2 separate regions of the Homo sapiens genome follow, and region 2 is linked to region 1. The links are chromatin loops, found by intact Hi-C in ENCODE. Cell type or tissue: MCF 10A. All regions are shown on one strand. Links, peaks and the distances in the headings refer to the core of each region. The heading gives the core; the rest is flanking DNA.

The links. A loop is a pair of places that touch in the nucleus more often than their neighbours do. Peaks named below come from ENCODE experiments on the same cell type or tissue, not always from the same donor. Only the 100,000 strongest peaks of a DNase experiment are listed, where the experiment ranks them.
Region 2: it touches region 1 in a loop (4-fold over the local background); 7 of 110 quality-filtered maps call a loop at or near these places.

What each region holds. Positions count from the first base shown.
Region 1 is chr17:35,532,091-35,535,000 of GRCh38, reverse strand. The region is part of intron 1 of SLFN12L (schlafen family member 12 like); the gene reads left to right. Among named protein-coding and RNA genes, the nearest start is that of SLFN12L, 4.1 kb to the left of the region's middle. In MCF 10A, for the core only: a CTCF peak has its summit at 1,512 (motif pointing right); a DNase peak (open chromatin) is centred at 1,510.
Region 2 is chr17:34,996,762-34,999,671 of GRCh38, reverse strand. It overlaps LIG3 (DNA ligase 3), which reads right to left. Exons shown (of 20, transcript NM_013975.4): 12 at 1,847-1,934; 13 at 1,376-1,453; 14 at 945-1,068; 15 at 223-365. Among named protein-coding and RNA genes, the nearest start is that of LIG3, 18 kb to the right of the region's middle. In MCF 10A, for the core only: a CTCF peak has its summit at 1,285 (motif pointing left); a DNase peak (open chromatin) is centred at 1,301.

The sequences.
Region 1 (2,910 bases), core at 271-2,770:
CCTGGCTCAATAAATGTTAGCTCTTTCAGCTCATGAGGAGCACCACAAGCATTAACCTTCCTACTATGCCCTTTGTTTTTATTTGCTCTTGATTGATTAGCTCTTCCTGTATCAGAACTCTTGATCCCAGGCCTTGATAGAGATTTCTGCTTTTGGCTGCTTAAGCTTTGGCATATATCCAGGTTCTCTCTCCACATTTGGATCCTTTCTCCCTTTCAATGTTTGGCTAAGCTATGGTTTTTAATCTGGGGTGAGAAGCAGTATCTCATAAACAGCTCCCGCCAGTGACTGGGCCCATTCTGGTTCTTATCCATTGGATTGAGATGGAAGAGGAGCAATTGAAATAATAGACATGAATTCCCATCAATTGCCAGGTCCCTCGGCTTACTTCTAAATCTCTCTCAACTCTGCCGGCTTAATTCTAAATCTCTCTCAACTCTGCCTACTTCTCCACTGTCCCCACCTTAGTCCACATCACCATCTGTTCTCATTTGGGCTGCTGAAACCATATCCTGAAAGGTCTTTTCCATGACTGCTCTAACCTGCTTCAGCTAGAAAGGACTTTGAAAAATGTTCATCTGATGCTGTGTCTTCCTGCTTAACAACCTCCAATGGCTTCCCATTACTTTTTGTTTTTTTTGAGACGGAGTCTTGCTCTGTTGCCAGGCTGGAGTGCAGTGGGACGATCTCAGCTCACTGCAACCTCCGCTTCCCGGGTTCAAGAGATTCTCCTGCCTCAGCCTCCCGAGTAGCTGGGACTGCAGGCATGTGCCACCATGCCCGGCTAATTTTTTGTATTTTTAGTAGAGATGGGGTTTCACCGTGTTAGCCAGGATGGTCTCCATCTCTTGACCTCATGATCTGCCCACCAGGGCCTCCCAAAGTGCTGGGATCACAGGCATGAGACACCGTGCCCAGGCCTTTCTTTTGAGACAGAGTCTCCTTCTGTTGCCCAGCCTGGAGTGCAGTGGCATGATTTTGACTCACTGCAAACTTTGCCTCCCAGGTTAAAGCAATTCTCGTGCCTCAGCCTCCCAAGTAGCTGGGACTACAGGTGCAGCCTGGTTAATTTTTGTATTTTTAGTAGAGATGAGGTTTCACTATGTTGGCCAGGCTGGTCTCGAACTCCTGACCTCAGGTGATCTGCCCGCCTCGGCCTCCCAAAGTGCTGGGATTACAGGCGTGAGCTATGGTGTCTGGCCAGCTTCCCATTACTCTTAGGGTAAAGCCAGGAACCCTTAAAGTGGCTTACCAGACAATGCACAGCTGGACACCTGAGCATGGTTCCAACCTCATCTCCTGCCTCTATCCTTCCAGCTCTGTGCTGTCAGTCTTTTGAACTTGACATACTCCTTCTTACTTCTGTCTAGAAAATTCTTCCCCCCCTTCTTCACCAAATTAACTCTTCACCTCATTTGCATTCTTCAGATCTTAACTCAAATGTTACTTTTTCTGGAAATCCTTCTCTGAACCCATTCCCTCTCCAACTGCCAGGTGAGGGCAGTGTTTCCATTCTAAGCTCCCCTGACATTCTAAACTTTTGTCCATAGGAGTCACTTGTTTACTGTCAACCTCCTCAAGAACAGGGACCAGGTTTGTTTTGTTCACCACTGTCTTTTCTGGATTTAGCACAGTGCTAGGCAAATAATAGATTTCCAATAAATATTTGTTGAGTAAATGATTTATGACTATTATTTATGGTTAAGTATGAATTGAGAGCAATTTCAACAATTGAGAAGTACCTAGTTCATTAATATGCATCTTTTAAAAATAGTTTCTACATACAACATTGTGTTAAGCATCTTCTTGATGAAATGTAACATATAACTAAAAGCATAACAACTTGAAAGGGTTGTAGAGGTGTTATGTGATAAAAGCAGAATATAAAATTCTGTTTATTTGATGTTTACAAATTGTAAAACAATGTAATATTATTAAGATGATAAGAGATAAGGCTGAAAATATTATTGATCACCATAATATTGTTTATAAAGTATATAAAACTGAATGTTGTAGCCTGCCATTTTTTGTGTGTCAAACAATATATATTTAATAATGTGATAATTATATGATTTTGAAGTTTTTTTGTTTTTGTCTTTTGGTTTGTTTTTGTTTTTGAGACAGGGTCTCACCAGGCTGGAGTGCAGTGGAATGATTTTTGTTCACTGCAACCTCTGCCTCCTGGGTTCTAGTGATTCTCCTGCCTCAGCCTCCTGAGTAGCTGGGATTACAGGCACCTGCCATCATGCCTGGCTAATTTTTGTATTTTCAGTAGGGGTGAGGATTTCACTGTGTTAGCCAGGCTGGTCTTGAACTCCTGGCCTCAAGTGATATGCCTGCCTTGGCCTCCCAAAGTGTAAGGATTATAGGTGAGAGCCACGGTGCCTGGCCTGATTTTGAAGTTTTAAAAAAAGTTTTCCAGTAATCCCAACGGAGCCAGGTACTTTATAAAATTTTTCTTGATAACGTCCCTCAGGCTTTTTATTCTGTTATTGATTTATCTGCACTATCAATTTTTTATTAAACAAGCTTTGCTTTTGTGCCTTTTTTTTTTTTTTTGAGATGGAGTCTCACTCCCTTTTGCACAGGCTGGAGTGCAGTGGTGCAATCTCGGCTCACTGCAACCTCCAACTCCCAGGTCCAAGCAATTCTCCTTCCTCAGCCTCCCAAGTAGCTGGCATAAGAGGCATGTGCCACCACGCCCAGCTAATTTTTGTATTTTTAGTAGAGTCGGGGTTTCGCTATGTTGGCCAGGCTGGTCTCAAACTCCTGACCTCAGGTGATCCACTCGCCTCGGCCTCCCAAAGGATTACAGGCGTGAGCCACTGTGCGCGGCCTGTGCCTATTTTTAAAAACCATTCATTTATGTTTTCAAATTTCTTAATACATATTTTGATGGAACCAAATCTT
Region 2 (2,910 bases), core at 166-2,665, 540 kb after region 1:
CCATGTGATCCTCCCAGCCCAGAGTGGGTATGACCTAGAGGCATGCAAGCCATTTTCCACAAGAAGGCATTCAGAGATTATAAGGCCTAATCCTGCTCCCCTGAGCAAGCTGCAACCCTTCTTTCTGGGGAGACAGAAATACCTGTAGTCCCCAAAGCACAGCCTCTGTCTCAGTGATGGCGGCCAGTCCAGAGGCCATGGCCAACCAGGTCCCTTCCTCACCTTGCTGATCTTCACCATGTCTAGTTCATTCTGCAGGCGGGCAAGCGTGGCATCATCATGGCCTCCTGCACACTTGGTGACTGTGCACCACTTCTGGCTGCCAGGGTCGTAGCAGCCCATGAGGAAGATTGACATCATGCCGCCTGGGAGGGGAGTGTGAGATGAGTGTGGGTTGGAGGAGCCATCTCTGCCAGTCCCAAGAGCCCAGGGCCAGGGAGAGGACCTTGGGTCCTGGCCGTCAGAGTGCCAGAGTTTACCTCTTGGAGCTACCTCTTACTAACTGTGTAATTTTAACCTTTATAAGCCCCAATTTCCTCTTCTGTAAATGAGGGATAATCACACCCAACCTGTTGGGCTCTGGGGCATTGAACTGTGTTGGACACATGATAGATTGCTTAAAAGTATTAGTTCCTCAGACTCCAGCTTCCTTTCCAGTCAGGAAAGAGATTTTGCCTGAGGAGAAAGCTGTCAGGCCCTGACGAAATAATTGGTGGTAAGCGTCCTTCTGCTAGGCTAGCATAGGGTACTCTATTCTGACTTCTCCCTAACCGAGTAAGCAGCTCTGCCTGAGGTGACTCAGGCCAGCTTGGGGCCCTAGATCCTAGGACTTCGGAAGTCATAACTGGCCATGCTGGCAGATCAAGCCAGTAACAAGGCCAGCCTGTACCTCAAGCGGTACCTTCTAAAACAGTACCACCCCAGGGGGCAGAGGCCACCCTGACCTTTGCTCCCTTGCCCATAGAAGGCTCCAAGGACCACCAGGTCAGCTGTGTCGGCCATGGCCCCCTCGTTCAAATAGTCTTTCTTCACTTTCAGCCAGTGCCGCTTCCCAGGCTCATATGTACCCTGAAGGGAAGCAAAAGAGAGACCACAGAATAGAAAGGCAACTCCATGAGGATGGGTTCACCCCTTCACTGCTACACACCAGATCTAGCCCAGTGCCCCTCCCTCAGGGTAAGAGCCCTCAGGCTCCAGGCACTATAGGAGACACACAAAGCAGTCCTCCAGATCCAGGACACATCTGCCCACACTTCCCCAGCAGCCACCCCAACCACTGCAGGCTGCCACCGCCATCTCCTGGTCAGGGCTGGAAAGGCTCAGGGGAGAGGGCTGCGAGTGAGTCGACAGGAGAAGCCAAGCGAGGCCACTTTACCTTCACATCCTTCAGCACCAGCCCCTCCAATCCCTCCTGGATCACCCGGGTTATCATGTCAGCCAAGTCCAAAGCTTTCTGAGGGACAAGAGAGATGCTGAAGTTGGTGTGAGAGTGGAGAAGGTGGTGAGTGAGTGGGGGTTGTTCCTTTTCACACACTAGTTAAGTGTCCACTGGAAACACCCTTACTTGAAATATAAGGGACAAAGGGTTAGAAAGCAGGTTGCTTCTCATCCCAAACAGAGGGCTGCTGTGGCTTTGAAACACAGGAGGCTTACCTAGGAAGGATTTCCATGCCCTACCCTTCTGGGTGAAGACTAGCAGGCAACATATGCAATAGTCAAAGGCCAACATTATCAGGAGGCTCCATAAGACATTAAGATTTATTCTTCCAGTCGCAGTTGACCCAAGGAGTTCTCTGCCCTGCTTTCAAACTTCTAGGACACTGCCTAGCATAGGGTCTTCACTTACTGTGACTCGCTTCATTTCTGAGAACATGATCCGGTTTGGAATTTCAACCATGTTGTCATGAAGAAACTTCCGCCGCTCACACAGAGGTCTGAGGAGAACAGGAGAGCTGAGGTTAGGCCGGGATCCTCCCTCCCTTATTAGGAATTCTGAGGAAGGAAGGGCCACAATGATAAAACTGCTACTTCAAGAAAGGGTTTGCCATGGATCAAAGACCTCATGTGTAACAGTTCTGCTGTCAAGGGCTACAAGGGCTCCATCGTGACCGAAGATGGAAAATTGTGAGCTGTGGCATAGAGCCAGTTCATAGTTGTAGTTCCTAGTTCTACTTCATCAAGCGAGCCAAGGGAGAACTGGCCTGTAGCCCAGATTGTATAAATTCTGGTCCCACTTGAAATACGACTCCAACTCTCATTTTTTATCCCCTGCACCCTGCTTTGCCCCGATCCCAAGGCCAACCCCGGGGTAGGCAGGCTGAGACAGGCCTTGGGACCCAAACCCCAAATCCTACCCCCACCAATTCCTTCCCTCTCTACTTCCTTCTCCTTCCCCAATCAAGGATGTGGCTGTTGCAGGAGGAACAGGGGTAGAGATACATTTCTAAGTGAGGAAAGGGCTGATACTGGTTTCTCAGGCACAAGCATATGGATGCAGCTAAGTCAAGACTGCTAATTCTCTCCAAGATGGTCCCACCCATGGCCTCCCCTATAATCCGGAGCTTCCTGTTGTCAGTCTCTTCTGAAATCAAAACCTCTGAGCTGAAAACCATCTGCCTTATGCCCCCAGGGGTGCCACTGGAGCCCCTAGGGGTGCCATTGGAGAAATAAACTGAAACCCCATATGCTCACAGTCTATTTCTCTGCAATAGTCCATTTTGCTTTAGTAGAGAAACTTCTTTGGGGGTTTGGGTTTCTTCTGTGACTTAAGCTCTCAGAGAAGAGATGGAGTCAACACATGGGCTCTTTCTTACACTGAATGGGGAACTGATCATGTAGCAATTGTGCTTCCTCTCAGCTCCCTCTTGCCATTGCCTTTGGCAAGCTCCTGAGCACAAACGTATGTGCCAG